Linked DNA regions of Homo sapiens: region 1 is linked to region 2. Evidence: read pairs that join two places in POLR2A ChIA-PET (ENCODE). Cell type or tissue: MCF 10A. All regions are shown on one strand. Links, peaks and the distances in the headings refer to the core of each region. The heading gives the core; the rest is flanking DNA. Region 1 overlaps EEA1 (early endosome antigen 1). Region 2 overlaps EEA1 (early endosome antigen 1).

Evidence for each region. ChIA-PET counts read pairs that join two places held together with the same protein. Peaks named below come from ENCODE experiments on the same cell type or tissue, not always from the same donor. Only the 100,000 strongest peaks of a DNase experiment are listed, where the experiment ranks them.
Region 1: POLR2A ChIA-PET joins it to region 2 with 11 read pairs; 6 of 35 experiments call an interaction of 5 or more read pairs at or near these places.

The regions. Positions count from the first base shown.
Region 1 is chr12:92,889,917-92,906,869 of GRCh38, reverse strand. It overlaps EEA1 (early endosome antigen 1), which reads left to right. Exons shown (of 29, transcript NM_003566.4): 2 at 15,149-15,241. Among named protein-coding and RNA genes, the nearest start is that of EEA1, 31 kb to the left of the region's middle. In MCF 10A, for the core only: no CTCF peak of the experiment used is centred there; DNase peaks (open chromatin) are centred at 7,009 and 7,339.
Region 2 is chr12:92,839,363-92,856,315 of GRCh38, reverse strand. It overlaps EEA1 (early endosome antigen 1), which reads left to right. Exons shown (of 29, transcript NM_003566.4): 6 at 2,362-2,401; 7 at 3,291-3,404; 8 at 4,020-4,141; 9 at 5,050-5,205; 10 at 13,735-13,851. Among named protein-coding and RNA genes, the nearest start is that of EEA1, 81 kb to the left of the region's middle. In MCF 10A, for the core only: no CTCF peak of the experiment used is centred there; no DNase peak of the experiment used is centred there.

The DNA of each region.
Region 1 (16,953 bases), core at 3,402-11,401, 52 kb before region 2:
TAGAGTAACAAAATCAGTGTTGAAAGTTACATTTTATTTAATTTTTTTTTTATTTTGAGACAGAGTCTAGCTCTGTCACCCAGGCTGGAGTGCAGTGGCGCAATCTTGGCTCACTGCAAGCTCCACCTCCTGGGTTCATGCCATTCTCCTGCCTCAGCCTCCCCAGTAGCTGGGACTACAGGCGCCCGCCACTATGCCCGGCTAACCTTTTTTGTGTTTTTAGTAGAGACGGGGTTTCACCGTGTTAGCCAGGATGGTCTCGATCTCCTGACCTCGTGATCCGCCCGCCTCGGCCTCCCAGAGTGCTGGAATTACAGGCGTGAGCCACTGCACCCGGCCCCTAAAGTTACATTTTATAAGAAATCCTTATAGATAGCTTATAAATCCCCAAGGTTTTGAGTTGTATATTATTTAATTTCTAATACTTGTATCCTTTCCAGTTTTAGAAAGAATTTTGCTTAAAGAAAATTAGCCAGGGCCAGGCATGATGACTCATGCCTGTAATCTCAGCCCTTTGAGAGGCTGAGGCAGGTGGATTGCTTGCGCCTAAGAATTTGAGACCAGCCTGGGCAACATGGCAAAACCCCGTCTCTATAAAAAAAATACAAAAATTAGTCAGGTGTGGTGGCATGTGCCTATAGTCCCAGCTACTCAGGATGCTGAGGTGGGAGGATATCTTGAACCCAGGAGGCAGAGGTTGCAATGAGCCGAGATTACACCACTGCACTCCAGCCTAGGTGACAGAGTAAGACCCTGTCTCAGAAAAAAAAAAAAAAGAAAAGAAAAGAAAAGAAAATTAGCCAGGTGTGGTGGCACTCATCTGTAGTCCTAGCTACTCAGTAGGCTGAGGCGGGAGGATGGCTTGAGCCCAGGAAATTTGAGGCTACGATGAGCCATGATTGTGCCACTGCACTTCAGCCTGGGTCACAGAGTGAGATTTTGCCTATTAAAAATATATATATATATATGTCTAAATTATACTCAGTAAACAACTAGTCTGCAATAGATAAATCATTTATTTCAAAAAAGTTTTAGGTTGTTAAAACTTCTGTGACAGTGATATTTCTTTTTAAGATATTGCATAAGTAAACAATAACATTTTTTCTCCCAGTAAAGTGCTGTTCTTTCTCAAATTTGTGTTTGCTTCTTTGATAGTTTTTTGCAGAGATTAATGCGGTTTTATACTGATCTTGTAGTATGAATTTGTTTTTATTACCAGCAGTCTAGGATATCCTGTTTATTGCAGACATCTGTTCTTTTTTTTTTGAGACAGAGTCTCTCTGTCACCTAAGCTGGAGTGCAGTGGCGTGATGTCGGCTCACTGCAACCTCGGTCTCCCGGGTTCAAGCGATTCTCCTGCCCTGGGCTCCCCAGGGGATTACAGGTGTGTGCCACCACGCTCAGCTTTGTGTGTGTGTGTGTGTGTGTATTTTTAGTAGAGATGGGGTTTCACCATGTTGGCCAGGCTGGTCTTTAACTCCTGACCTCAAATGATCCGCACGCCTTGGCCTCCCATTGTTGGGATTACAGGTGTGAGCTACCACACCCAGCCAACATCTGTTCTTATTTGAAGTAAATACTTGGAATACTATGTATTTTTTTCATAATTTCAAATATTGATGTAATATTGTTATAATAAGAAATATATATTTGGTCTTTTTTCTTGTTTCTGGCATGGAGCTCCTAAAACTTGGAATTCCTTGAGTGATGGAGGTGAAAGGAATGTCATTTGTCATTCATAATAAGTACCTTTTGGCAATACCTGAGTTTATGCTAATAAGGTGATATTGATGGGCCCCTAGATAGCTTCAGGTTGGGGACTTGTTGCCATAGACACTAGCCACAAGATTAAGGCTATGGAACTTTCGACCCTACCCTCTGACCTTCAGGCATAGAGAGGGGCTAGAGATTGAGTTAATCACCAATGGCCAATGACTTAGTCAATCATGCTTACATAATGGAACCTCTGTAAAAACTTTAAACAGTGATTTTGGAGATCTTCCTGGTTGTCGAATGCATTCATGTGCTGGGAGGGTGATGTATCTCTAAATTCATGGGGACAGAAGCTCCTGTGCTTGGGAGCCCTGCAGACCTTCCCTTACATACTGTTTCATCTGGCTGTTTATTTGTATCCTTTAAGATATCTTTTAGAGTAAACATAAGTAAAATGTTTCCCTGAGTTCTTTGAGCTGCTATAGCAAATTATCAAACCTGAGGAGGGGAGTTGTGAGGGTTCCCGACATGTAGCCAAAGTAGACAAAAGTGTGGGTAACCTGGGGACCTTTTATTTGCTATTGGTGTTAGAAGGGGAGGGCAGTCTTAAGGGACTGATCCCTTAGTCTGTGAGGTCTGTGCTAATTCCAGATAGTGTCAGAATTCAATTAAATTGTGGGACATACAGTTGGTGGCTGCAGAGAATTGGTGTGGAAAACTCAAACATTTGTTCAGAAGTATAGTGAATAGAGAAATAGTTTTGTTGTAGCTGGTTTTCCTTTAGTTGGTCTGTTTGGTTGTAGCTACTTAAACATTAATGGTGAGTGTTTGATAATTAGAATTCTCTGGATCTTTTTGTCAAGGCCAAATGGTTTTTTAAAAATCGGAAAACTTTTGGCCAGGCATGGTGGCTCACGCCTGTAATCCCAGCACTTTGGGAGGCTGAGGCTGGCAGATCACCTGAGGTCAGGAGTTCAAGACCAGCCTGACCAACATGGAGAAACCCCGTCTCTACTAAAAATACAAAATTAGCCGGGGTGGTGGTGCATGCCTGTAATCCCAGCTACTCAGGAGGCTGAGGCAGGAGAATCGCTTGAACCCGGGAGGCGGGGGTTGTGGTGAGCTGAGATTGCACCATTGCACTCCAGTCTGGGCAGCAAGAGAGAAACTCCGTCTCAAAAAAAAAAAAATCAGAAAACTTTAAAAAGTAATATGACAACACTAACAAAAAATTATGGGTGGAAGTAGGTGGGTGGTTAATAAAATCATCTTAACACAAATCTCATCTATTCAGTAATATGAGGGGGAAAAGTAGCAACAAAAAAATCATCCTAACATAAAACTCATTGGTCTTATATGATTACCTTTTAATCTCTTTATGTGTATGTATTTTTATGTAATTGAAGTCATAATATATACAAATGTTGTATTTACCTCTTTGACAAATTCAGGATTTATATCATATACATTCTTTTCTTTCTTTTTGTTTTTTCTTTTTTTAATTTCTCACAATAGATGTATCATATATCATATGCATTCTCATTTTTCTTTTTTTTTTGAGATGGAGTTTTGCTTTTGTTGCCCAGGCTGGAGTGTAATGGTGCTATCTCAGCTCACCACAACCTTCGCCTCCTGGGTTCAAGTGATTCTCCTGCCTCAGCCTCTCGAGTAGCTGGGACTACAGGCACGTGCCACCACGCCTGGCTAATTTTTATATTTTTAGTGGAGATGGGGTTTCTCCTTGTTGGTCAGGCTGGTCTCAAACTCCCGACCTCAGGTGATCTGCCTGCCTCAGCCTCCCAAAGTGCTGGGATTACAGGCGTGAGCTACCGCTTCCGACTGCATTCTCATTTTTCTACATAACCTTCATGCTTTTATAACCTACACACTTATCCCATTAATTGTCAAGACTGTTGAACAGGCCGGGCGCGGTGGCTCATGCCTGTAATCCCAGCACTTTGGGAGGCCGAGGTGGGCGGATCACGAGGTCAGGAGATTGAGACCATCCTGGCTAACACGGTGAAACCCTGTCTCTACTAAAAAATACAAAAAAAATTAGCCGGGTGTGGTGGCGGGTGCCTGTAACCCCAGCTACTTGGGAGGCTGAGGCAGGAGAATGGTGTGAACCCGGGAGGCGGAGCTTGCAGTAAGTCAAGATCGCGCCGCTGCACTCCAGCCTGGGTGACAGAGCGAGACTCCGTCTCAAAAAAAAAAAAAAAAGACTGTTGAACAGTTACGTCGTAGTTTAGTTAACAGTTTCTTCATTTTGAACATATAGGTTGCTTATGATTTATAAGCTGTTACAAATAATGCTTTGGTTGGAATGCCCTCTCATCTCTACCTGGAAAAGCTCTGCTCAAACTTTGGGCCTAAACAGTGTGTGGCAGGATTTACAGCCTTTTTTTTTTTTTTTTTTAAGACAGAATTTCGCCCTGTTGCCCAGGCTGGAGTGCAGTGGCACAATCTTGACTCACTACAACCTCTGCCTCCCAGGTTCAAATGATTCTACTGCCTCAGCGTCCTGAGTAGCTTGGATTACAAGCGCCCGCCACCACACCCAGCTAATTTTTGTGTTTTTAGTAGAGACGGGGTTTCACCCTGTTGGCCAGGCTGGTCTCGAACTCCTGACCTCGTGTTATGCCCACTTTGGCCTCCCAAACTTCTGGGATTACAGGCGTGAGCCATCGCACCCGGCCGGATTTACAGCTTTTTAAAGAGTTTCTATTCATTGCAAGGGATAGTTGCCTTGCCCCGCTTACTAAGTTCTCACAGTGGGCCTGGCTTCTTGTTACCTTGCGCATCCAGGGCGTTTTTGGTTCTTATTACTGAACTTAGCTGCCTCTACCTGTTTTAGGTTCCAGAATCCTGGATACTCTATGTTTCCATTTTATTTTTGGTCCATTGTGTACCTTGTTTTTAAGATTGGTTCCATCTTAATAATATTTGAAATTCTTTTTTTTGTGGAGACAAGGTCTTACTCTGTTGCCCAGGGTGGAGTAAAGTGGCATAATCACAGTTCACTGCAGCGTTGACTTCCTGGGCTCAAGTGATCCTCCCACCTGGACCTCCCAAAGTGGTGGGATTACAGATGTGAACCATTGTGCCCAGCCTATCACTTTAAATTTTTAGCATAAATCATTCCAATCCCATTCTTTTTGCAAAATAAAACTTTTATAAGTGAAAAAGTTAGAATGCTTTATATGCTTTATTTAGGGTTAGTGTTATTGTTTTTGGGCTTCTCCTTGAAATAAAGGAATTTTAGTGGCTTAAAAATAGAATAAGAATGAAGGCTGGGTGCGGTGGCTCATGCCTGTAATCCCAGCACCTTAGGAGGCTGAGGTGGGCGGATCATCTGATGTCAGGAGTTTGTGACCAGATTGACCAACATGGAAAAACCCCGTTTCTACTAAAAATACAAAAAATTAGCTGGGCATGGTGGCGTGCACCTGTAGTCCCAGCTACTTGGGAGGCTGAGGCAGGAGAATCGCCTGAACCTGGGAGGCAGAGGTTGCAGTGAGCCAAGATAATGCCATTGCACTCCCGCTTGGGCAACAAGAGTGAAACTCCGTCTCAAAAAAAAAAAAACAAGAAGTTCTTAGATAATTTAACAGCAATCATGAGGAGTATATTTAAAATATGGACATCAAAAACCCCTGACTTGTGAGGGTTTCCTTGTTTTTTTCTCTGTTTACTCCCCATGCCTCTTGGGCTTTACTTAGGTATATTTACTAGGATTATTGTAGGCAAATTTGAGAAAGGGTATTTTTGGTGATGATAATAGGTTTATGTAGAAGTACCTTATTTCAGGTGGCCATGGTGGCTCACACCTGTAATCCCAGCACTTTGGGAGGGTGAGGCAGGAGAATCACTGGAGCCCATAGGTTTGAGATGAGCCTAGGCAACATACAGAGACCTCATCTTTACAAAAATAAAAAAAAGTACAATATTTCTTTGAATTGCTTACTTCGGCTCAGTCAAGGAAAACCTTGGTGAAAAGCCATCTGGCATCTGGAAAAATAAAGGAAACAGAAATGAGGAAAATACAGTTCTTTGGAAGTATAACTTCCTGTTTCCAGTGTCTTTCATTGTTCTTAATACCATCGTAGTGTGAAGTTATTGAAATGTTAATGAATCAAAAATGAATTTCTAGTTTTATAGAACGGTTCTTTATATTAAATATCCAGTTTAGGCTGGACGTGTTGGCTCGCGCCTGTAATCCCAGCACTTTGGGAGGCTGAGGTGGGCGGATCAGTTGAGGTCAGGATTTAGAGACCAGCCTGGCCAACATGGTGAAACCCTGTCTCTACTAAAAATACAAAAATTAGCTGGACGTGGTGGCGGGCACCTGTAATTCCAGCTACTGGGGAGGCTGAGGCAGGATAATCACTTGAACCTGGGAGGCAGAGGTTGCAGTGAGCCAAGATCACACCATTGTACCCCAGCCTGGGTGACAGAGTGAGACTGTGCCTCAAAAAAATAAAACAAGACAAAAAAAAAAAACAACTACAAAAAAAAATTTAAATGCTCTTTTAAAACATTTTCGCCATTTACTTTTTGCCACATCCATGAGTGTATCATTAAATCCAGAGCTGGCTTTTATTTATTTATAAATTCATGTCTCAATTATATTATTTTGGGAAAGAATTTTGCTTTGGTGTTTGCAGAACTGTAGCTGATATTAAAACAAGAAAATTTTGTGGGCATTAAATGTAAAAAAAAAAACACACAGTAAAGACATACTCTGGATAAATTTAGACAGTTTTAGAATGTTAGATTTTGGGAAAGTTTAAAGGGACTGTAGAGACTGAGGCCTGCTCTTCCATACTATACTAGGAAATCTGAGATTCCCTAGGCTAAGAACAACTTGAGGACTTTATTTCTGAAGGCCATTGAATGCCTTTAGATAAGTCGAGGGGAGAAATCTGAAATGAGTATATCTCCTGTATCAGTGATAGCTAAGGATACGTCATTGGAAACAGTCAGGGTGCTAACTACCATTTTAAAAATATCATTTGACTTTTGGTCCCTTTTGTTGTGATTCCTTGTTTCTGCAAAGCTGGCTAGGATCAGCATAGTAGGTTTTAAAAAAAAAGTCCTCAGTGACAGACTTTAGGAATCTCCAGTCTCCCAAACATGTCACTAAAGACTTGAACGTTCATCACCAAATACTCAAGATGTGGAAGATAAATTCCACCCAAGGGAGAATGGAAGTTCACCCTCTGAAGAGAAGTTTGGAATCATTATCAGAGCCATTGGAGGAGACACCCAAGAGTCATGTGGCTGAGGTTTCACAATATCCTGCTGTGCCTCCAGTCCAGAAAAGAAAGCTAGATCAACTTCCAAAAAAGCATAGGCATTTTAGGAAGATTGTAAGGACAAAGAAAATGAGAACGAGCAAGAGGAAGGAGAAAGTAGAGGCCCACTGCACCCTCTCCCCTAATTCTTCCAACACCTTTTGTCCCACTACAAAGTGAAGAGACCAGATTAAAAGCTGACCCTATTCAGTGCCCAGGAAGATGATCCTAACTTTCCCAATGAGGACAGATTACAGTGTCAGCAGGATGAATGTGCCTGTGTAATGCATCAGGAATGTCAAATCCAGCCCTCTGAGCTCTCAGTGACTCAGGAACCCAGGCCTTCTGCCATGACATCCTTGGCATCACTGCTTTGATTATTTCACAAGCTTTGTCTGCTTGTCTAGAAAGTGGAAACCTCCCAGAAGAAGGGTCAGCGACCACGCTGAGGCAGGAGGTAGTGCTCAGGCTCCAAGACCTGGCAATAAAGTGCAGCCTCTCTAAAGCCTGTAGCAAATTGAAGTTAGGCTGAAGTGAGATTTGATCTAGATTGGTGGTATCTAAAATTCATGTTTATTTCACTCATGTATTCAGTTGGCTTAACCTTCTCTGACTTCTCTGAGGATGAAAGCCTTACAATTTCATCATTTCGGGTAGTGGGTACTGTCTCCTGGTATCGACAACCAAATGGAGACCCCTCATATCCAGCTCCTCTCATTTTTTTTTTTTTTTTGCCTTTGGCCAGAGATTCATTTTGCATTCTTCATCTTTAGTACTTTATTGAAATTCTGCCACTTTCTACCTGTTTTGGATAAGCCTTGGTGTGGTGGTTGCTACTATTCTTGGACAGGATACAGTTATTGCCTCCTCCATCTCTAAACAATGTTTGTGGTTTTTTTTTTTTTTTTCACTCATGAGTAAGATACCTGTCTCTTTCTGAAGTGTGCCTCTGATGTTCTCTAGCCATCTTTATTGAAACATAGGCTGGATGCAGTGGCTCATGCCTGTAATCTCAGCACTTTGGGAGGATGAAGTGGGAGAAGGATCACTTGAGCCTAGGAGTTCAAGACCAGCCTGGGCAACATTCTGAGACCCCTGTCTCTAAAAAAAAAAAAAAAAAAAAAAAAAAAAGGGAAAAAAAGGAAAAAAAAAAGAAGACATAGTTACACAAGTAATGTTCCTTCTTCTTTTTTTTTTTTGAGATGGAGTCTCGCTCTGTCACCCAGGCTGGAGTGCGGTGGCACGATCTCGGCTCACTGCAACTTCTGTCTCCCAGGTCCAAGCAATTCTCCTGCCTCAGCCTCCCGAATAGCTGGGATTACAGGTGTGCACCACCATGCCCAGCTAATTTTTGTATTTTTAGTAGAGATGAGGTTTCACCATATTGGCCAGGCTGGTCTCAAACTCCTAACCTGAAGTGATCCACCCACCTCAGCCTCCCAAAGTGCTGAGATTACAGGCGTGAGCCATTTCACCCAGCCATAATGTTCCTTCTTTGTCATTCTTTAGTTGACAGAACCTCACAGAACCCTGAGTTCTTCTGAGAATCCTAAAGAACATAAGTACTTTAAAAAAGGTTCAAGATCATTTTATTTCCCCTTTGTCATGGCATGCTAGGTTAATACTCTATCCAGAATATAAAATAAAAGTTTAATCTTATACCCTTCTTTGAGGAAGTATGTTTGAGAAGAGTTTGGGAATTTCTCTGTAGCTTTAATTACTGGTTGTTATTTTGTACTTGTTCTAGTTTCCTGATTTATATAAAAATTATACAAGTATATAGGCATACTTGTATATAGGCATATCTTGGAGATATTGCGGGCTTGGTTCTAGATCACTGCAATAAAACAAGTATCGCAATAAAACGAGTCACATAAATTCTTTGGTTTCACAGTGCATATAAAAATTATATTCACGGCATACTGTAGTCTATTAAGTGTGCAATAGCATTATGTCTAATAGATACTTTAATTAAAAAATATTTTATTGCTGTAAAATGCCAACAATCGTTTGAGCCTTCAGTGATTTGTAATCTTTTTTCTTTGATGAGACAGAGTCTCGCTCTGTCATCCGGTCTATAATGCAATGGTGTGATCATAGCTCGCTGCATTTTTGAATTCCTGGGCTTAAGTGATCCTCCTGCCTCAGCCTTCCTATTGTCACTGGTAGAGGGTCGTGACTGCAAGTTGTCCAGATTCTTGGCGTTTTGAATAAAGAATTGGACAAAACGCCCAGCAAAGCAAAGAAAGAATGAAGCAACAAAAGAACGAAAGCAGAGATTTATTGGAAACGAAAGTACACTCCACAGTGTGGGAGTGGGCCTGAGCAGCAGCTCAAGGGCCTGGATACAGCATCTTCTTGGGTCCAAATACCCCCTAGACGTTTCTGATTAGCCACTTCACGCTCACCTCATGTAAATGAAGTGGTAACCCACATTCAGTCTGATTGGTTGCAGAAAACAGCCAACCAGAGGCTGAAGTAAAGTTACAAAGGTCACACTCCTGTGCAAACATCTGATTGGTTGCAAAAGGCAACCAATCAGAGCCTAGGGTAAAGCTACACAGTTATACTTCTATGCAAATGAAGACTTGCCCACAATCAGTCTGATTTGTTGTGGATAGCCAATTTCCCATCTGTGCAGAAAAGGTCAAAGGAAAGGTCAAAGGGAGTAGCCTGTGGTCCTTTTGTTACTTAGGTGTGGAAAGTTAGGGTTTTCCTTTCAATTTAGTTCTAGGAAGTTGCCATGAAACAGCCTTAGTTTCCTTGCCTCCAGACCCTATTCTCCTGCCTCACTGGTAGCTGGGACTACAGGTGAACGCCACCACGCCTTGCTGATTTTTGTATTTTTTTGGTAGAGATGGGGTCTCATTATGTTGCCCAGAGTGGTCTCAAATGCCTAGCCTCAAGCGATCCTCCTTCTTTGGCCTCCCAAAGCACTAGGATTACAAATGTGGGCCATCTTGCCCAGCTAGTCATAATCTTTTTGCTTGTGGAAGGTTTTGCCTCTATACTGATAGCTGCTGACTGACCAGGGTGGAGGTTTCTGAAGGTTGGGATAGCTGTGTCAATTTCTTTTTTTTTCTTTTTTTCTTTTCTTTCAGTGGTGCGATCTTGGCTCACTGCAACCTCCACCTCCCGGATTCAAGCGATTCTCCTGCCTCCCTCCTGAGTAGCTGGGATTACAGGCACGCACCACCACGCCTGGCTAATTTTTGTATTTTTAGTAGTGACGGAGTTTCACCATGTTGGTCAGGCTGGAGTTGTGGCATTTCTTAAAATAAAACAACAATGAAGTTTGCTGTTTTGCTTTGATTAACTCTTCTTTTCATGAAAGATTTCCCTGTAGCATGCTGTTTGATAGCATCTTACCCACAGTAGAACTTCCTTCAAAACTTGAGTCAATCCTCCGAAAAGCTGCTGATGCTTTATCAACTAAATTTATGGAATATTCTAAATTCTTTGTTGTCATTTCAACAGTGTTCACAGCATCTTCTCCAGTAGCAGATTTCATCTCAAGGAACCACCTTCTTTGCTCATCCCTAAGAAGCCATTCCTCCTCCATTAAAGTTTTATTGTGAAAATTATCAGTCATGCCAGGCGCGATGGCTCACACCTGTAATCCCGGCACTTTGGGAGGCCGAAGTGGGTGGATCACGAGGTGAAGAGATCGAGACCATCCTGGCCAACATGGTGAAACCCTGTCTCTACTAAAAATACAAAAATTAGCTGGGCGTGGTGGCACGTACCTGTAGTCCCAGCTACTCGGGAGGCTGAGGCAGGAGAATCGCTTGAACCTGGGAGGTGGAGGTTGCAGTGAGCTGAGATCACACCACTGCACTCCAGCCTGGTGACAGAGCAAAAGTCCGTCTCAAGAAAAAAAAAAAAAAGAAAATTATCAGTCGCATCTTCAGGCTCCACTTTTAATTCTAGTTGTCTTGCTGATTCCACCGTATCTGTTCTACTGGAGTCTTGAACCCCTCACAGTCATTATGAAGGTTGGAATCAACTTCTAAACTCTTGTTAGTGTTGATATTTTGACTTCCTCCCATGAATCACAAATGTTCTTAATCACATCTAGAATGGTGACCTTTTTAGAAGGTTTTCCACACACTCTGCCCAGATCTGTCAGAGGAGTCACTATCTATGGTAGTTATAGCCTTACAAAATATATTTCTTAAATAATAAGACTTGAAAGTCAAAATTACTCCTTGATCCATAGGCTGCGGAATGGATGTTATATTAATAGGCATGAAAACAACATTAAACTCCTTGTATGCCTCCAGGAGAGCTCTTGGGTGACCAGGTGAATTGTCAATGAACAGTGATATTTTTGAAAGGATTTTTTTTTTTTTTTCCAGTGGCAGCTCTTAATAGTGGGCTTAAAATATTCAGTCATCCAGCCAGGCACAGTGGCTCACACCTGTAATCCCTGCACTTTGGGAGGCTGAGGCGGGTGGATCATGAGGTCAGGAGATCGAGACCATCCTGGCTAACACGGTGAAACCCTGTCTCTACTAAAAATACAAAAAAACAATTAGGCGGCCTTGGTGGCAGGCACCTGTAGTCCCAGCTACTCTGAGGCAGGAGACTGAGGCGGGAGAATGGCATGTACTTGGGAGGCGGAGCTTGCAGTGAGCTGAGATCGGGCCACTGCACTCCAGCCTGGGCGACAGAGTGAGACTCCGTCTCAAAAAAAAAAAAAAAAAAAAAAAAAAAAAAAAAAAAAAAATTCAGTGATCCATGTGGTAAACAGATGTGCTATTAATTAGGCTTTCTTGTTCTATGTATAGAGCGCAGAGTAGCATTAGCGTAATTCTTAAGGGTCCTAGGAATTTCAGAACGGTATAAATGATCATTGGCTTGAACTTAAAAGTCATCAGCTGCATTAACCCCTAACAAGAATTACCCTGTTCTTTGAAGCTTGGAATTCGAAGCTTGGAAGCCCAGTATTGATTTCTCTTCTCTAGCTATAGTAGTTACAGATGACATCTTCCAATAGAAGGCTGTTTTTTTCTGAATTGAAAATCTGTTACTTAATATAGATATCTTCATCAATTATCTTAGCTAGATCTTCTGGATAACTTGCTGCAGCTTCTCCATGATCACTTGCTGCTTCACTTTGCATTATTATGTTATGGAGACAGCTTCTTTCCTTAAATCCCATGAACCAACCTCTGCTACCTTCAAACATTTCTTCTGCAGCTTCCTCATCTCTGTCAGCCTTCGTACAATTGAAGGGCCTTTCTCTGAATTAGGCTTTGGTTTAAGGGAACGTTAATGGCTGGTTTGAACTTATATCCATGTCACTAAAACATTCTCAGCAATTTGTGCTCTTATCATTTGTGTGTTCACTGGAGTAGCACTTTTAATTTCCCCAGGAACTTTTTCTTTGCATTCACATTTGGCTGTTTGGCACAAAGGCCTAGCTTTTAGTCTGTTTCAGCTTTCCACATGCCTTCCTCATTAAGCTTAATCATTTCTAGCTTTTGATTTAAAGTGAGAAATGAGCAGCTCTTCTTTTCACTTGAACACTTAGAGGCCATTATAGGGTTATTAATTGGCCTAATTTTAATATGGTTGTGTCTCAAGGAATAGGGAGGCTCAAGGAGAAGGGAGAGAGACTGGGAAATGGCCAGTGAGTGGAGCAGTCAGAACACACACAACATTTATCAATTAAGTTGGCCATCTTATATGGGTATGGGTTGTAGTGCCTCAAAACAATTGCAGTAGTAACTTCAAAGATCATTGATCACAGGTCACCATAACAGATATGATAATAATAAAAAAGCTTGAAATATTATGATAATTACCAAAATGTGACACAGAGATACAAAGTGAGCACATGCTTTTGAAGAAATGGCAGGAATAGACTTGCTTGATGGCAGAGTTGACACAAACTTTCAATATCTAAAAAGCGCCACATCTGCAAAGTGCAATAAAGAGACACACAATAAAATGAGATATGCCTGTAAATAAATGTGCAAAGTATCTGCATGAGGAAAAAAAAAGGAATGCTGGCTATTAAACTGGAGGTTTGCTTATCTTTAACATAAAACATTTTTTTCAAGATAAAAGCAATTCAAGTATGGATCTAAAATTCTGAAAAAAAAAGTAGCAAAATGAAAACTGAAAAAAATAAAAATGAAGATTCCTGTCTTGCTACAGAAATCATTATTTGAATTTTGGAATATTTCTTTTTAATCTTTTTTCTTATATCAGTAGTTTTTATATATAATTTAAATCATACTGTGTATATTTTTCCATTGTATATAGTTTTTATAATCATTTTGATGAATATAGCATTATGAATTCATCCTTATTTGGATTTAGGTTGAACATTTAGTAGTGATGTACAGGATGTTCACATGTTGAGGCAAATATGTAGTGAGGTGTTTTGAATCTTGGGTGATTGAGGGGCATTTCAGTGGAGATGTCTAACAGAGAAGCAGTATTGGTTAGTGATTAAGAGCCACACTGCTCTAATTAAAATCCCTTCTTTCATTTATTACCCATCTGACCTTGGGCAATTTACTTAGTCTCTATGCCTTGGTTCCCTCATTTGTAAAGTGTGGATAATGCTAGCATATACCATATATATTTTTGATGAGTATTATTGAGTCAGTTTTTGTGCTCTAAATCTCTTTTTACCCAGTGTTTTACTAGGTTTCAGATTCATCCAAAAAGCAATTTGATATAAAAGTAACACCTAGATTTTAATGAATGATAATGCTAAGTGATAAATGGTACAGGGGGAAAAGACCTTTAACCCTCCAAAATGTGTCTCTGATGGTGTCATATCAAGTATTGGAGCTGGATGGTAATGATTGGTTTGAGTGGTAGGTGATGGGGACTTGATAACTTGGGCTGCATTGGTCTTTTTTGCACCACTTGAATCACTGTAGTTTTAGTTTGTGTAGAAAAGAGACTATTGCCGGCTGGGCGCTGTGGCTCATGCCTGTAATCACAGCACTTTGGGAGGCCAAGGTGGGGGGATCACTTGAGGTCAGGAGTTCGAGAACAGCCTGGCCAACATGGTGAAACCCCGTTTCCACTAAAAATACAAAAAAAATTTAGCTGCACATGGTGGCATGTGCCTGTAGTCCCAGCTACTCAAAAAAAAATTAGCTGGACATGGTGGCATGTGCCTGTAGTCCCAGCTACTCAGGAGTCTGAGGCAGGAGAATTGCTTGAACCCAGGAGGTGGAGATTGCAATGAGCCAAGATCGTGCCACTATGCTCCAGCCTGGATGACAGAGTGAGACCAGCCTGGATGACAGAGCAAGACTCTTGTTTCAAAAAAAAAAAGAAAAGAGAAAGCATTGTCAAAGGAATCAGAAGATCTGCATTTTAGTTCTGCATCTTCTGATTTTTTTTGCTTTAACTTGGATCTTGAGAACTTTCTGATTTTTTTTCTTCTTCCTTGAACTTGCATCTTGAGGACTTTCTGATTTTTGCTGACAGTACAATGGTGGACTGAGCGTTATGGCTCACACCTGTAACCCCAGCACTTTGGGAGGCGGAGGTGGGCAGATCGTTTGAGCTCAGGAGTTTGAGACCATCTTGGGCAACATGGTGAAACTTCGTCTCTACCAAAAATACAACAAATTAGCTGGGTGTGGTGGTGTGCACCTGTGGTCCCAGCTACTTGGGTAGCTGAGATAGGAGGATCGCTTGAGCCTGGGAGGTGGAGGTTGCAGTGAGCCAAGATTGTACCACTGCACTCCAGCCTGGGTGACAGAGCAAGACCCCAACTCAAAAAACAACCAAAACAAAAGAGTACAATGGTGAACAAGTCACTTCCTGCTTTAAATCTGTTTTCTTCTCTACAGAGATAACATCCATCTTACCTGTCTTAAGAGATGTCATTTTGATTAAATATGATGTTTTGTGAAGGTGACTTGAAGACTTTGTAAAGTGTTGTATACATTTTGTTTAAAGTGACTTAAAATGAGAGAAATGCATATATAGAGATTTTGATACAGCATTAGGTACACTCTTCCATAAATGATACTGTTAGTACTGTTATTATTGTAAAGACATCTACTTTTCTTATGTGAAAAGGTTTAGATTATTAAATGGCCGATGAATATATTGTTAATGTCTGCTTTGTTTTTTTTTCCTCCCTACTGTTTGTGTTCCAGACTCCTGGGAGAGTTGGCTCTCAAGGTTCTGATTTAGATTCATCAGCAACTCCTATAAACACAGTGGACGTCAATAATGAAAGCTCTTCAGAGGTATGAAAATAATAACTTGGCAATAAAATTCAATATTAAGGGAAAATGAGCAAATATTTGGTGTAACGATTGGTGATTTGTATAGGAAAAGTTCTCACAAGTTTTTCTTGTAAAAGTTGGAATGTGACTTTTGAAACATACTTGTAGCTATATGCCTGTGCCTAGTTGTGAGACTGAGAAAGTGTACATTAAGACTCTGAAAAATAATATTGCCAATTTGTCTTTAATGCTAATGTCATCTCACTGAAGATTTTAAAACGTCTGTTTATAAAGAATTACAGGTTAATTAGTATCTATTTATGTGTGTGTACTGTCATGAACTGTTATTGGACTAAGGAAAAATTGGGTTATCTATAAAATTTACATATTATTTACTGTCTTCATGTATGACTTTGTAAGGACTTTTGTCTTTGATATTAAAGACATTATATTAAATATAAATACATTATATTAAAAATGAAGAAATTATTGTAAATAAGTAAAAAAATTCCAAAAATTTGAAAAGTCAGCTTTAGTTGCATTAATATTATTTTTAATAAATAAGTAATATTGGATGATTATAGAAAAAGGAGATAAGGAATGTGAAGAACATAACACTCACCCATAATACTGCCACGAAGAGATGAAGATGCTCAAATTTTGCTCTGATAGTTTTTGTCAGTTGCCCCTTTGAAGGCCTAGCTGTAGTCCTTACCCAGTCTTTTTTTCTCTGCTATCCTCTTCTCCACCTCTTGGTTGATGAGTCTGTGTATTGTGCATACGTTTCTGGATATGTCCTCTTTCTGTCCATTCATCATTCTGTTTTGTCTCTCTCTGACCATGTGTTTATTTTTTGTCTCCATGTGTATGTATTTTAACCATAGTAAGATTTTACAGATTTGCGAGAGGGGAGGAAAACTATCAGCTGGACTTTATTAAGAACAAGTTTCAGTAAATGTCTTTAAGAAAAATGTTCTAAACTGTGTTCATAATATGATGAACTGAAAGGAATCTAGTAATAATTTAGTTGACCTCAATCAGAACAACACCAAAAAACAATTCCAATGGGTATTGGTATTGAGCAGTGCCTGGCAATACTGTTAATATCATATTAGTAGGATTAACTTCCTACTTTCTGAGATAGTTATTTTGTACCTTCTTTGTTTTGAAATCTGTCTCTTTTTAACCTTCTCTCAGTCACCGTATATATAACTGAGAAAATAGGAACCATTAGATAAATGTTCTTATTTTATCATACCTATACCATACCTGTTTCCTCTTACTTTATTACACTGAAAAAAAGTCCTTTTTATAAAATTTCAGTCCTTTCTCTTGTTCTGTGGATTCCATTCTTTTTCATTTTTAATTTATCCTCTCTCCCTCCTGCTACTTCACTTTTTACCTCTACTTCATATAATTCCCAATAACATACAAATTTGTTCAATATGATTCATATGAAAACAAATAAGAAAAGAACACCAAAAAATCAAAAATGAATAAAACCAAGACCAAAAACTCTTTCTTTGACTTGAAATCCCGTCTTCAGGTACCATGTGTTATTTGCTTTCCTTCAGAGCCAAACTTCTCTAATATGCTGTTTACAGTCACTGGCTTCATATTTTATCTACTTAGATCTGTTATATCTTTTTGATGAATTGGTGTTTAATAGTAGTGGAATAACCCCAGCTTTGTTTTGATTAGTATTTTGTGTATCTTCTTCTTTCTTTCTTTTT
Region 2 (16,953 bases), core at 4,949-12,948:
CTTAATTATGATTTTTATGCTGAAATTATATTGATTTTATTCTGAAATTATAGGAAGAATCAAAGATTAACGAAGTTTTACCAAATAATTTTACCATAGTCATCATTTGTAAGAATAAAAGTAGTTACCCTTCAGCAATAGTTCTAATATTTTTGTAAAGTAATTAATAATCCCTTTGCATGTTATCTTGGCATATTGTGACTTTCAGTGAGGCTTGTTTGCTTTTTAAAGCCTTTGCACCAAGAATTGGCAGTTGGACTGAAAAAGACAAAAACAAATAAATAAATGACAAGATAATCAGTCTTATTACTACTCAGCTTTTCTAATTGGTGATTCTGTTAACATTAAAGGAGTTTTTAGTAATCCAAATTACTTATAACTCATTTACTCATGTTTTATATAGATGCCATTAATAATTAATTGAGTATGGGCTGTATTCTTTTCTGTATCTGAAAGCAGAGTGGAAATTGTTTACTGCATTTGAGATGACTATTTCACATTTAATACACTTAAATAACTTTTCCACAGTGCAAGATGTAAGTTACCTTGGCAGGAAATTTACCTTTTGGGGAAAATATATTTTAAATACTTAAGGTTCTTAGCAATCAGTATGTCTTAGTTCAATGTATAGAGAAACAAAAAGTCAGATATACTAGGAAATGCCTTATTAAACTCTTTCAGATGGGTATAATTCTTTAAAATATAAAAATAATGCCAAGGTAGTATATTATTTTGTTCCTAATACATGTGACAAATTAAGCCTTATGGAATCTGTTATTTCTGCTTCTTTTAAAGTTGACTTGTCCTGAATTAAAAATTTATGCTTATAAAGCCAATTTTTTTAGTAGTGATAGTTTGATAGCATTTTTTTTTTTTTTTTTTTTGAGACAGAGTCTCGCTCTGTCACCCAGGCTGGAGTGCAGTGGCGCGCGATCTCGGCTCACTGCAAGCTCCGCCTCCCATGTTCACAGCATTCTCCTGCCTCAGCCTTCCTAGTAGCTGGGACTACAGGCACGTCCGCCATCAGGCCGGCTAATTTTTTGTATTTTTAGTAGAGACGGGGTTTCACCATATTAGCCAGGATGGTCTCGATCTCCTGACCTCGTGATCCGTCCGTCTCGGCCTCCCAAAGTGCTGGGATTACAGGCGTGAGCCACCGCGCCCGGCCGTGATAGGATGTTTTAACTAATGCAAGTTTTAGTAGTGATAGCTTGATAGCATGTTTTAACTAATGCAAATGTTCAACTATTATAGGTGTTCTGTTTGATTGTAATAAGAAGCATGATTTGAAGTATGATTTCATGAATTGCATGGTTTATTGCCAAAGAGAGATTTTCTTCGGTTCACAGTGCTTAAAAGGGAGAGAAATAACATGAACAAATCTTACAGGGAATATCAATAGATGAGGTATATTAACCATATAGTGGGTGAGTTCCAAAATTATTAAAGTCTAGTCACTTTCTCAGGATGGAAGCAGGCTTTTGTGAAAAGTAAAGTCTAAAAGGGTTGAGGTGTACCTTTTTTTATGAGCAGTCTCTCTGGAGAGATGGCATCCAAAACAGTGGAGATCCCAGACAATGGGGATCTCCTGCTGCTAGAGGAGATGTAGGTGTTGGCTGCCGAGACTCAAAGATCTAAGGCCAATAGGATATGGCCCTATTGCAGCATGAGCTGCCAGTCTCAAAGAAAGCAGCTGAAAAAGTGCAGCCTGCCATGGCCTAAGCTTTCAAAGTATCTTTCAAACTCTTTGGTTAATATGTATTTTGAAGTCCAGTAGTTGAGGTCAGTAGCTCAGATCTGCGGTATGATAAGGTCTGATGTAATACTACTGAAGAGAGGAGAAGTTCATTCCAAGTTCTCACATATGGGGTCTAACAGGTATTACATGCTTGAGCGGAGGGGGATAACACTCCAAGTTCTTATGACAGCAAAATATGTAGCATCCATGTAGCAAACTATGTTAGTGTTAGAAGTTATTTCAAAGCTACATACTAATACGATTGAATGTTGCCAGTTGACTTAAGTATTTGTTTTAGAATCTATATTTATAATTACAATAATTGTGCTATTTATTTATTACTGAATTCATGGAATTTAAGATGACCATAATAACTTCATATATATTAACATACAAAAAAATCTATGTTAGAACTAATAAACTGAAGTTAGATCATTAGGCTAGTCTGCCTGCTGGTCTCTTACAGATCTGGAAGAATGGAAACCACCAAATTTAAATTTTCACCAAAATCTTACTACTTACCTGAAAGAAAGTGACTTTCAGAGATTTTTTAACATTGACCATTTTAACAGTATTATCTTTTCCTTTTAATTCATTTGTTTATGTCTTTTGTTTTAATTGAGGAGGCCAAACCTGATGGGTTGGTGACTGATTCATCAGCAGGTAACTTTACTTAAAGCAGATATTTTGTCAGTTTTCTTTTTCTTCTTATTTGTTTTCCTTTCTTTTTCTTTGATGCCTGCCAAATGAATTTTGTTTCATGGTTATGCTTTATGACTCTAAAACAGTGAAGATAATGGTCATATTCTAGGTGTAGAGAGTTACATGTGAACTTCATAATTTAATCAGTTAACTAAAAGTTTAGTTTTTTTAGTTCATTATATTTTGAAGTAAGAAACTTCTGGAATATTACATTAATATGGTTGTTTAATGAAATTTTAAGTCTATATTAAGAGTAAGATAGTTTATTTTCTTTATGATGAAGTATTAGGAGTTGACTGCATACTTTAATGAATTAAAAGGCCTTGAGATCTTAACCATTTCCAACATCCCGCTTTATAACTAATTTTATCAGAGGAGCAGAATGTTTTCCTTTTTGAGCCAGGCTTGGTGGCTCATGCCTATAATCCCAACACTTTGGGATACTGATAGGGGAGGATGGCTTGAACCCAGGAATTTAAGATCAGCCTCCGTAACATAGCGAGACCCCATCTCTTAAAAAAAAGATAAGGGGTGTATTCCTTTTTGGTCATTTGATGGATATGGGAAAATAACTGTGAAATGTGAAATCAAAATAACTTGTAATAAAATATTTATAGATTATTTAGCAGTGATTCTAAATATTCATTTCATTTGTAGTGTATGTTTGTAAATTATGATTTGTACCTTAAGTGAAGCAGATATACTTAATTTCTTGAAGTGTCAAAATACTACTTGTAATTGGATAATAAACTTAAGTTGATCATCTTTACAACTGTAATAAATATAAGTAATAACAATTTAGCATATGTAATTAACATGGTATTTGAATAACTGCGACACTTTTTTGTAGAACTACAGTCTTTGGAACAGCAATTAGAAGAAGCCCAAACAGAAAATTTTAATATTAAGCAAATGAAAGACTTATTTGAACAGAAAGCAGCCCAACTTGCTACTGAAATTGCAGGTAAATTGAGTTAGAATTTTTTAGCCAATAAATCAATCTCATTACCTTTTTGCCATTATATACCCTAGCAATAAATATAGTATTTTAGTGTGTTAAAGCATTTGTGATAGACTTCCAATGGTGATTAATGGAATTTAATGATTTCAGAGTTGCTATGTAAATTATTTTGTTTGTCCTCTAGCTGCCTGCCTTCAAAGGACTGGTGTTTCTTTGTAGATTCTTCTTGAAATTTAGAGAAGATACATTTTCTTCTGTGGCATGCTTAAAGATTAAAAAGGAACATTTTAAAGAAGTGAAGTAAATAATGTAGTATAAATGTAACACTTGGTTATACTATTACATATATATGTTTTTAACATGTGCTTTTAGGTAAAATATGTGATTAAGTACATTAAAATGCTAATTATTAACTTAATGTTGAGTGGAATTTATGTAGACAGTTAATTTTAAGTTCATTTCATGTAATTAGAAGTATAAATTTACTGTATATATTTATGGTTATCTAAGGAATGTGAATTTGAATTAGAGTGATATACAGATATGCAGAGTAATATATGGAAACTTATAAAACTGTCCTCCCCTTAAACTAATATTTATATAACTATCTTTAATTAGATATAAAGTCAAAGTATGATGAAGAAAGGAGTCTTCGAGAAGCTGCTGAACAAAAAGTGACACGTCTGACAGAAGAATTAAACAAAGAGGCAACTGTAATTCAAGATCTGAAGACGGAACTGGTAATTTAGGAATTATTTATTGAGATGTACTCTTATACCTTTCTAAATTAAAAATAAAATACATACCCTGAAGGAAAATGTTTAAAAATATAATTTGAGTGAAATCAGGAAATAAGCAATTCCCTATATTCTACCACCTGCATATATATTCTGTATATGATTTTTAAAATAAAAATGGAATGTTATGATACGTAACTTACTACCTTAACATTTTTGTTGTTTCTATCTAAATATCATCTGTCATTTTAGTAGTTTTCATATCTGCATCTCTGATCCTGGTCTTCTCTTGCATGTTTGTTTTATAAATCCATCTGCTTTTAGGGTACTTTGTGTTGAATTTCTAGCTTTAATTTCAAATTCAACAAGTATAAAATCAAAGTAATCATGTTTCCTCATTACTGTATTTCTGTTATTGGAACCATACATCTCTAATACTCTCCCAAGACTTAATAATCTTGGATCTGTCCTTGACTTTCTTTCCTTTATTTAGCTCTCAATAAATATATAAATTAACTACATCCAACCTGGAGCAAACTCTATGCTTTCATTTGCTCCTTCATTTTTATTACCAGTTTTGTAGGATAGAAAAAGAAGGAATGTAGCATTTTCAAGTCACTGTTATGACCAATAGATGTAGTTTGTGAAGGGAAGGAAAACAAATAAAGTAGTAAAGATAATTGTGAATTTACTATACAGCACCTTGAGTATTAATACTATTAAATATGAGGTAGGATGGGAAGAGGAAGTGGCTTATTGTGGGAGAAGATATCAGTGTTCAATGTTTGAAGTCTAAAAATTGATATTGATGATTGTTTCCCTTTTGATTCCTTTGTAGTGAAATGATTCTAAAAATGTGTATTATTTTAGTTTTTCACTTTAATTTTTAATTAAAATGTGTTGTTTCACAGCTTCAGAGACCTGGTATAGAAGATGTTGCCGTGCTAAAGAAAGAACTGGTCCAAGTTCAAACACTAATGGATAACATGACCTTGGAACGTGAGCGAGAATCTGAAAAACTCAAAGATGAATGCAAAAAATTGCAGTCACAATATGCTAGCTCAGAGGTAATGAAGTTCATTGTACTTAAATGTGATTCATATTAGCTTGTGTAGTGTATACTATTGAGTGAAGCCAGGATTTGAGATTTTTCTGAGTGGCCTATCAAAATATTTGTCTTTCTTTCATTTTTGATCTGAATAATATTTGTTTATAGTCAATGTGGTCTCTCAGTATGTTTTGCTTTATAAAGCTAGACACTCAGGAATATTTGCATAAAGATTATTATTCTGTTTAATATATATATTGTTGACATGATATTTAAGGTTAAATTTACTCAAGGTTGGTTGATAAATGGTAATTGACTTTAAAGGAAGAATGATAGCATTTTCTACAATTATATTACCAATTTTGTTTAGAAAATATATTTAAGAAAGGCTTATTTTGTAATAAGCTTATTTCTTTTTTTTTTTTTTTTTTTTTTTTTTTGAGACAAAGTCTTGCTCTGTCACCCAGGCTGGAGTGCAGTGGCGTGATCTCAGCTCACTGCAACATCCACCTCCCGGGTTCAAGTGATTCTTCTGCCTCAGCCTCCCAAGTAGCTGGGATTACAGGTGCCTGCCACCACGCTTGGCTAATTTTTGTATTTTTAGTAGAGATGGGGCTTCACCATGTTGGCCAGGCTGGTCTCGAACTCCTGACCTCAGACGGTCTGCCTGTCTTGGCTTCCCAAAGTGTTGGGATTACAGGCGTGAGCCACTGCACCCGGCCATAAGCTTATTTCTAATTGATGGACTTTGAATTATGAATTTGAAAGAAGTCTTGAACTAGTCTAAATTCAGTCCAGAACTTCCCTTTATGCCAACCCTGCTAAGTGATCCACAATCCTTGCTAGGTGGTGTACGGTGTGCATATTTCTTCCTAAGTCTATTTTATTGAGCTGACATTTGTTTCCCTGTAATTTACATGCGCTGGTTCTGGTTCTGTCCTTAGGAATTACACAGAATAAATTGTTCCTCTTTCCACATGAGGTATTTGAAGACTGCTCATATTTATTCGGAGTATTTCTCTTCCAAGATAAACATTTTCAGTTCTTCTACTATTTCTTACATGACATGACTTTGGCCTGTAAATCCCTTGTATAATATGTCAGCATTTAATAAACTCTAAGATGTATAATACATAAATGTGCTTAAAAATCCTAGCCTTTGTCCTTTTTACTTTATTATAGGAGACATTTTGTTATGACTACTGTTATTTGTAGTCTTTAAGCTCCCTTATGTAAAGTAGACCTCTGATTTTCATATTTTCAGTTTAAAAAGTTGTTACCGTAACATTTTAATTTGAATCTCTTCCTTAGAGTTTTGTAACTGGTGATCTAAAAGCCACTCTATTCACAAATATAACATGTCATCAAGCTTTGGGGTATAAGTATTATAGATAACCCATGTCTAATTCATTTTTAAAAATCTTTCTTTATCTTATGGGAAGAGATGGTGAAAGTTTGTGGATATAACACACATAGGCATGTAAGGCCTTATGATGCCTAACACTACACTCTCTAACTTATGATATTTGGATGCAGTTTTTCCAAAATTGACACTTTGTAGCCCAATAACACTTAATTCCAAAAATTTTCAAACAATTTCAGGTGGTTCATGAACTTACTGAAGCCAGTTAAAAGCTCTTGTCCTACTGGTATTATTAATCAGCAGAAGACAATGATAAATCTATAAGTACAAATGTGAAATCAAGGAGAGGCTGAATCAAAGAAGTCTCATGAGGAAAAGTGCTATTCAGATGTTAATGTCAAAATACCTAAACCAGGGTGAACCCAGTCATTTATTTCTTTGTATCAGTAAGAACTATTTTTGTTTAGATATGTCTGCCTATTGGTATTTCTCAAATTAAAAAAAAATACACTCCCTTTTGATTAAAAAATATCTTAAATGCTATTTGAAATTTTAAAATAAATGTATTATGGTGACTAAAACAGAACCAAATTAATGTCAGTTTTAGGAATATGTATTTTAAAGTTGAGTCCTCTCTGACTTATTCCAGCTGCAAGTTTTGGAGTTATGCATATACTTTTTAAACAAATAGAACATTAACAAGGAAAATAAATTTACATGTTTACTTGCATTTAAAAAAAATACAGGCTGAGTATGGTGGCTCACCTCTATAATCCCAGGACTTTGGCAGCTGAGGCAGGCAGATTGCTTCAGTCCAGGAGTTTAACCAGCCTGGGCAACATGGTGAAATCCTGTCTCTATAGAAAGTTAGCCAGACGTGCTGGCACGTACCTGTACTCCCAGCTAGGTGGGAAGCTGAGGTGAGAGGATTGCTTGAGCCCAAAAGGTTGAGGCTGCAGTGAGCCATGATCACACCACTGCACTCTAGCCTGGGCGATAGAGGCAGACCCTGTTTCAAAAAAAAAAAAAAAAAAAAAAAAAAAAGGTGAGAATATAATATAACTTGCTAATGGGAAGACATTTCTAAGTAACATTTAGGAGTTACTCTAATTTAAGAATTACTCATTTCTAAGTAATATTTAAGAGTTACTCTAATAAATTCTTATTTAAGAATTTTTAGTGTTTTATGAATTTATATTTCTATTGTAGATTAAAATACCTTTATATCTAAGGAGAATAAGTCATTTAAGATGAAAAAGCTATGATTAGAGTTTTTTTGTTTTTCTTTATTTAACAAATTATTTTTGGTAGAGATGGGGTCTTGCTATGTTGCTTAGGCTGGTCTTGACCTCCTGGCCTCAAGCAGATCCTTCTGCCTTAGTTTCCCAAAGTGTTGGTATTAAAGATGTGAGTCACCACACCCATTCTATGACTAGAGTTATGAAAGATAGGGAGGTGAAAGAATTTAGTGTCTCCCTCCATCGTCTCCTCCTGCAAACAGGGCTTTGTAAGAAATGGTGATTTTTTTTTTTTTTCTAGAAAAGGTATTTCTAGGAAAGAAGGAAAATGGCTTAGAAATCAGTTCTTCGTGTTTTCATTTAAATTTTCATAAAAATTTATCTTTTCAAGTATTTGGAAATAAATTTAGAAAGGAACTTATTTGTGCTGAGTAACTGAATAGGTGATTTAATATTTCATTATATTTTTAATAAAATAATAATACTTATTACCTATTTAATTAATAGATATGTAGTGATGAATGAGACCTTGGCTATGTTAAAATATTTTGAATAACTTTAGGAAATGGTAACTTAAGAGTCAGAATAATATTATTATTAGAAACAAACTCTTACTCTTTTGAGCACCAGTAGGTTTTGGATACTATGTTAGGCACTTAAAACGTGGTCGCATTTGTTTCTTATAACCCTGTAAGTTAACTATTAAGTATGTTTTACATGTGAGGAATCTGAGAGGCAATGAGATTAAGTAAATTGTTCAAGGTCACACCTAATATAAAAGCTAGGGTTGGAACTCAGGTTTTGTCCAAAGCCTGTGTCATTCCCTTTTTATTATGTTGTCTCCTAATTTAGGTGGTCTGATGATTGCCTTTTAAGTAAATTTGTGCTATTAATCTTGTCCTAAAACTTATTGTTAATTACTTTTCTAATTTTGCCATATTGTGTGTTGTAATATTTGTATTGGGTAATAGCTTAAAATACTTTTGAGTTGTGTCATACCATTTCCATATGAAAAAAATTACTAATTACTTCATCTCATTTATTTGTTTATAACTGCATTTGTTTTTTAGCTTTTCCTTAATCTGAATATATGACGTTTTATTAATTTATTAAAATTCAATTCTAGTTATTTTCAATTAAGTATGTTAGTGAATTATAGGACTTAATACAACAATTTTTATTATGGATGTTGCTGTTTTTACCAAACCTAAATATTGGCATCAGAAACAAAACACATACAAAGGAATTAAAGAAGCTAAAAATTTATTTTTAAGGGCCAGGTGCAGTGGCTCACACCTGTAATCCCAGCACGTTGGGAGGCCCAGGCGGTGGATCACCTGAGGTCAGGAGTACAAGACTAGCATGACCAACACAGTGAAACCCTGTCTCTACTAAAAATACAAAAAATTAGCCGGGTGTGTGGTGGCGCATGCCTGTAATCCCAGCTACTTGGGAGGCTGAGGCAGGAGAATCCCTTGAACCCGGGAGGTGGAGGTTGCAGTGAGCCAAGATCATGTCACTGTACTTCGAACCTGGGCAGCAGAGTGAGACTCTGTCTCAAAAAAAGAAAAAAAATTAAAATCTCAAGTAAACATTTATTTCAAACAAAATTAATGGCAATTTTAGGAATATGTGTTTTAACATTTAGCTCAAATAAATGTTTATTTGACTAGTATACCTAGTTGGGGCTGAAGATACATAATCTGGTGTACATTATTAACTATGTATGTCCTTGTGTTTATTATTTTCATTGAATGCATACCTTATGAATTCATTGACTTCTTTTTGCCTGGGTATTTTTGAAGGCATATAGAAAATATCTCATTCTAAAGCATTTGAAAATTCTTTATAGATAATTGGCTGTTTTATGGATTGGAAATTGAGGATTTAAAGGTTAAAAAGTATATTTATACAAATCTACATTATTGAAAATATCTAAGCTGTAATCAACTTATATTTGGTGTAGTATTTAATGGAAATGATTTTTAAAGAATTTTACTTTTTTCCAAATAAACTCATTGAATCCCAGTTTTAAGTGCTAAAATGTTCATGTAGATATGGAATAAGTATGATTATACCCATGCATAGCTATGAAAGTATTTAAATATCTTTTAAAGTATGCTTCTTTAAGAGACTAGATGTGTAGGCATGTTTGGTCATTTTAATTATGTGCTCAGTGTGTACTTTTGTCAGTCTTGTCTGCCACCTTTCATCCACCATTTTGTTATTACTTTTTCTGCTTTCTAATGGAGATGCTTAAACTTGAGGTAATGTGATTTTGGGAGGCTTTTTAATATTAATAATACCCTTAATGTGTCACCTTCAATTGTTATATGGCAATTTTATGTTTTAAGGCAATCTTAGAGCTTTGAAGACATGCTCATTTTTGTTTTGCTAATCATGCATAGCTTCAACCATTTTAAAATGATTATTTACTTATAGTTGTAGCATATTAAAACAATAATTTTAATTCTAATGCACCAGCAGGATGTTTGCTTGAAATATCTTTCCTTATTTTGTAAAGTTTTTTAGTAAAAATTCAGTATTGAATTCAATAACATTTCAGAAAACCAAGGAAGTGCAAACTTTTTATAGGATCTAATATATTGTTTCCTTGGAAATAAATATCTATTATCTCTTTGGAGGTATAATTACTCATTCCTTTAGTGAGTCTTTTTGGGTCTTCCAAGTGTCAGGGACTACTTTAGGTGTGGGGATTAAAATACTGAATAAGACAGAATGCTTGCTCCCATAAGGCTTAATCCTTTGTGGAAATCAAACAACAGACTGTACAAGTACACTGAATCATGATAGAAAGCTAGGTAATAATAAGGGCTGCGAGGAAGAAAAATAAAGTGCATATGGGCGGTAGTGGAAGTGGGAATACTTTAGAACAGTTTTAGAGTTGTCGGGGAAGATCTCATGGAGGATATGTGTGAGAAGAATGAAATAAGCAAGAGTCAGAGTTAAGCAGTGGGAGCTAGGATTCCCAGGAGAAGGTTAAAGTCCAAGGCACATACAATCTTGGCCTATTAGAGAAGAAGGTCAGTATGAATAGAGATCTTTGAACTTCACCCATAGTGATATCTGAAGAGGGATTGTATTTACTTTTTGTCTTTTGTAATTATTGTCTGTCTTTAATCTTTATTTTTTCCCCAAATATAAACATAATATGTGATTATTGTAAAAGATTAATGATTCATAATGTGCAATAGAAAAGGGGAAGCCTTTCCAGAATTCACTCTCCTCACTCCTCTTCTTCATAACTAAAGTTGGCCTCTGGATGTATAAGTCTTCCCAAATCTTTCCTTATTGTCCCCTTGAGTAAATTTTAAAGTTTCAAGTGCTGGAATTTATCTATATAAAAATTTTAGTTTTCACAATATCCAAATTTGTTGTACAAAGTGTAAATGATACACTTAATGTCCAGTTTTTTAGTTGTTAACCTTATACAGTAAGAGCATATCTAAAAGCTATAAAATAGGATACAAAAAAGCTCTAAAATAGGATATTTTGGAGTGTGTTTGCTTTACATTTTCCTTATTTAATAAGGAAAATTCTATTCTTATTCTTACTAGAAATTCTTATTTCTACATGTTGGAATTTATCAGCAAGATAGACCTTACACTTGGCTTAATAAATTTTATGAACTTCAATATGAAATCATGATATTTAATGAGATATACACATAATTTGCATTTTAATATATACTGTTATTATTTCTGTGCGTTATGTGCCAGGAACCTGTGCAAATTTTTTTGATAAGATATTTACAAGTAGGGATTTAAATGTGATATTTTATTTTGTAATAAATTGGCATTTTTGCTATATGATTAAAACATAGTGAGTTAAAATAGTCAAATTGTTACCCTACTAACAAAATAATTTTGGGATTCAAAATTATTAGAAATAGTAATTTGAAATAAACTCACAGTAGCTAAATCCATTTCAAGGTTACATGTTCAGTTTAAGACAGATGGTTTTAGGGTAGGCCTTTAACTTGAGTGTAGTTGAAAATACATGAATATTTCAACATTTTCTTCTTTGAATTGTATAAGATTATGTATATATTAACATATCAGCTGTTACATATGATACTGAAGCACTGTGTATAAGGTGTAACAATATGGTAATGTTACAGATTGCCTTTCATTGCATCAGAATTTGTACTTTTAAGTGAATGTTTTCCCAAAAAGGTCAGGCCATGCACATATCTCAGACATATTCCATTCCTAAAAGCATTTTTGAAACTTATTTTCATTGACTTTTAGCCCATCTGGAACACACTAAAAAAACTAATTTTGTTAATTTATGGTTATTAAAATAAGCCCAAGAATTTGATCATTCAGTCCAATCGCTTACCTTCTGATTTTTAAAATAAGCCCAAGTTATTAAAATAAAATGGTTATTAAATAAAATAATTATTAAAATAAAATAAGCCCAAGTGTTTGATCTTTCAGTTCAGTCACTTACCTTGCCTATAAACTTGTTGGTTTCCAAAACTTAGAATCAAAGCCACCATAAAATGGATGAGGATACACCACCACTGAGAATCCCTTAAAAAAATAAGTTCCACACACTCTGGAAGGGTTTCCAAAAGAAGATCAGCCAATGATCTCTTAAATAATAGCATTGTTGCCGTGATAAGTTAGTAGCCTTCTGAGATTTCTCCCTTGAAGATGAAAGCACTCATTTGTAATATATGATATGAATAAGTATAAGTATTAAGAAAAAATTTAAAACTTGTATCTTATTCATATTATAAAGTTTATTCAGTAATAAAGAAATAGACACTGGAAATGATTGTAACTTTATAAATAAAGTGGAAAGTAAAGCCGATAAGCAATATTAGAAATATTAATATAATAGAAAGTTATTTTGTCAATGTCATTTGCAGCAGACCATACTTAAAAAAAAATACTTCGTCTTTCTCTGTAATGGTTCAGCTTTTATGTATTCGAAATTTATTATTTCCAAGATCTTTGCTTACCTGTCTTTGTCTTATATTATTTTTAAATGATCAAACTGTTGCTTTAGTAATAAAAAGTGATTTTCACATTTTTTAAAATATTAAAATGGGCTGGGCTCAGTGGCTCATGGCTGTAATCCCAGGAGGCCGTAGTGGGAGAGTCGCTTGAGCCCAGGAGTTGGGGACCAGCCTAGGCAACATAGTAAGACCCTGTCTCAACAGAAAATAAAAAAATTAGCTGGGCGTGATGGCACACACCTGTAGCCCTAGCTACTTGAGAGGCTGATGTGGGAGGATTGCTTGAAGCGGGGAGGCTCAGAGCTACAGTGAGCTGTGATCGTACCACTTCACTCAAGCCTGGGTGACAGAGCAAGACCCTGTATAAAAAAAAATAATAATAATTAAAATGCACTAAAGCAAGTTCATGCCTGACGGTTATACCTGACCATATAGTGATCTAGCTTAAGGAAGCTGTGTATAACTTCAGCTTGGTAACTTCTTTGGACAAAGATATTTTCTTTACAATTTAGAAAGATGATTCACTAATATCAAGCTCTGTGTTGCATGTTTGTATATACATGTCTTAAAGTAAAAGGATAATTTTATGCTATAGAAGTTGGGAGGAAATGTAGATATAACTGGCATATTATCTTTAAATTCTGGAAGATTGAAGTATAGAGTTTAAGAACCAGTAAATTTAGGTTTGCAATTTGATACTTCAGAAACTTAAAGTAGGATGCCAGATTTTCATTTTATGTATTACTAAATAAATGAAGTTATGCATCTTAGTTAAATTGTAAAAATTTGTCGTAAGCCGAAAAAAGCATAATGTGGCAGTATAGGTGGTAGGATAAAGAACAAAATTGAAAATTCCAACAACAAAAAATTTGTTTTCTTAAAACCTTTATATACTTTCATTTTTTTTATCTTTTAGACAATTTAGTTTGCTTTAATTTTTGTTTTGTTTTGTTTTGTTAGGCCACAATAAGCCAGCTAAGGAGTGAACTTGCCAAAGGCCCCCAGGAAGTTGCTGTATATGTACAGGAACTACAAAAACTGAAAAGTTCAGTTAATGAATTAACACAAAAAAATCAGGTGAGAATTTTAAAGCTATATATAATAGCAAATTGATTTTATGTATTTTAAATATTAATCTTACATACTTTAAAAAATATATTGGCATAGTACAATGTGACTTATTTTTTTTTTTTAGTGTTTAATATGTTCACATTATTGTGCAAACCAATCTCTAGAACTTTTTTCATTGTGCAAAGTTGAAATTCTATAACTGTTAACTCTGCATTACTCCTTCTCTCTAGCTCCTGGAAGCTTCCATTCTACTTTCTGTCTCTAAAATTTGACTACCCTAGGTGCCTCATATAAATAGAACCATACAGTATTTGTCTTTTAAAAATGTTGTTTTTTAAATTTTTTCAACTTTGGGTTACTACATCCAACAGTATTTGTCTTTTTGTGACTGACTTATAGTGTCCTCAAGGTTCGTTTGTGTTATAGCTTCTGTCAGAATTTGTTTTTAAGGCTGAATAACATTTTGTTGTATGTATATATGTTATTCATTCATCTGCTGATAGACACTTGGATTGCTTCAATCTTTTGGCTGTAATGCCACTTTCAACATGGCTGTACAAATATCTCTTTGTCACGTTGCTTTCAATTCTTTACCTGTAAGTGGAATTGGTAGATCATATGATAATTCTATTTTTAATTATTTGAGGAACTGCCATACTAATTTCCATAGTGGCTGTAACCCTTTTATATTCCCACCAACTGTACCAGGGTTCCAGTTTCTCTACATCCTCACCAACACTTACTTTCTTTTTCTTTTTTGAGAGTAGCCATCTTAATGGGTATAGGGTGGTGGTATCTCATTGTGGCTTTGATTTGCATGCCCCTAATGACTACGTTGTTGAACATTTTTTAATGTGCTTGCTGGCCATATGCAACAAAACTGGGTTTCATTGTTGTTATTGAGTTGTAGGAGTTCTTTATATATTCTGGATATTAACCCCTTATCAGATATGTGATTTGCAAATATTTTATCCCATTCTGTAGGAATGTTAAATTTTGATGTAGTCTAATTTATCTACTTTCATTTTTGTTAAGGTCTATTTGGTGTCATATCCAAAAAATCATTGCTAAACCTAGTGTCATGAAGCTTTTCTTTTGTTTTCTTATAAGAGTTTTCTAATTTTTAGGTCTTATGTTTAGGTTTTTGATCCATTTTGATTTAATTTTGTATATAGTATAAGGTAAGGGTCTAATTTTATTCTTTTATACATGGATATCCATTTTTCCCAGCAACATTTGTAGAAAAGACTGTCCTTTCCCCGTTGAATAATCTTGGCACCCTTGTCAGAAATTATTTGACCATTGTCTTAGTCTGTTTGGGCTCCTATAATAAGATACTATAAACTGGGTAGCTTATAAACAATAGAAATTTATTTTTTACTATTTTGGAGGCTGAGAAGTTCAAAATCAAGGCACTAGCAGATTTGGTGTCTGGTGAAACATTGCTTTCTGGTTCATAGATGGTGCCTTCTCACTGTGTCCCACATGGTGAAAAGAACAAGAGACCTCACTGGGGCCTCTTTTGTAATTCCATTCATGAGAACTCAACCCTGAGGACCTAATTACCTCTGAAATGCCCCATCTCCTAATACCATCTCCTTGAGGGTTAGAGTTTCAGTATATGAATTTTGGGGGGACACAGACATTCAGACCATAGCAACAATATATGCAAAGGTTTATTTCTGGCTCTCTATTCTATTCCATTGGACTCTATGTCCATCTTTATGCTAGTACCACACTGTTTTGATTACTGTAGCTTTGTAATAAGTTTTAAAATCAGGAAGATAAGCCTTCAACTTTGTTTTGTATTTTTAAATGTTAGTATTTTCTGTATTGTTTCTTTATAAATGAGCAACATTGGCCAGGTGCGGTGGCTCACGCCTGTAATCCCAGCACTTTGGGAGGCCAAGGCGGGCAAATCACCTGAGGTCAGGAGTTTGAGACCAGCCTGGCCAACATGGTGAAATCCCATTCTATTAAAAATACAAAAATTAGCTGGGTGTGGTGGCACATGCCTGTAATCCCAGCTACTTAGGAGGCTGAGGCAGGAGAATCACTTGAACATGGGAGGCAGAAATTGCAGTGAGCCGAGATCATGCCACTGCACTCCAGCCTGGGCCACAGAGTGAGATTCCATCTCAAAAAATAAAGAGCAACATATAGTATTTTGTTTGGGGTTAGGGGAGGTACTAATATTAATACTTTTTCCCTTTGTCTTTACTTTTTTGGTGGTGGGGCAGTAGAGAGTTATGAAACCCTTTTATTCAGAGATGTGAATGTGTTGGTTAAGTTGTAATAACTTAACATTTTCGTGAAATATAATAAGGAAAAAGTCAAGAAAGAAAAAAATAGGGCATAAGGGAATAAAGAGAAATATAATTAGCTATAAATATTAAACCTCCTGCCAACAGCCATGTGTATGAGCTTGAAAGTAGATGCTCCAATCCTAGTCAAGTTTTCAGAAACTGTAGCTCTGGCCAGCAGCTTACTATAACCTCATGAGAGACCCTGAGGTGAAATCACCCAGTTAAGCCACTTCTAGATTCCTGACCCTCAAAAACTATATGATATAATAGATATTGTTTTAGGCTGCTGCCATGAAGTTTCAGGGTAATTTGCTGCCATGAAGTTTCAGGGTAATTTGCTGCCCTTGGCAAGCACTTCTTTTTACATTCTCAAAATGATTAAGGACTCCAAAGAGCCATTTTTGGGTGAGGTTATATCTATGGACACTTGTCATATCGAAATTTAAAAGTAATTTAAAAATATTAATTTATTTAAAAAACATTAACTCATTAAATATTAACATAAATAGCATTTCTTATGAAAAATGACCATTTTCTAAAACAAAAGAATTCAGCAAGAATAGTTGTGATGTTTCACATTTTTGGAAACCTCTTTAATGTCTAGCTTAATATAGGACAGGTAGATTCTCATATCTGCCTTTACATTAAATCTATTGTAGTATATGGTTGAAGTATATGAAGAAAATTTAGTCTCATACAGATATGTAGTTGGAAAAGGAAGGAATATTTTAATACTTTTTCAGATAATTGTGGCTTTCTTTATTTGATACTGTGCTCAAATTTGATAATAGTGTCTTAAAAG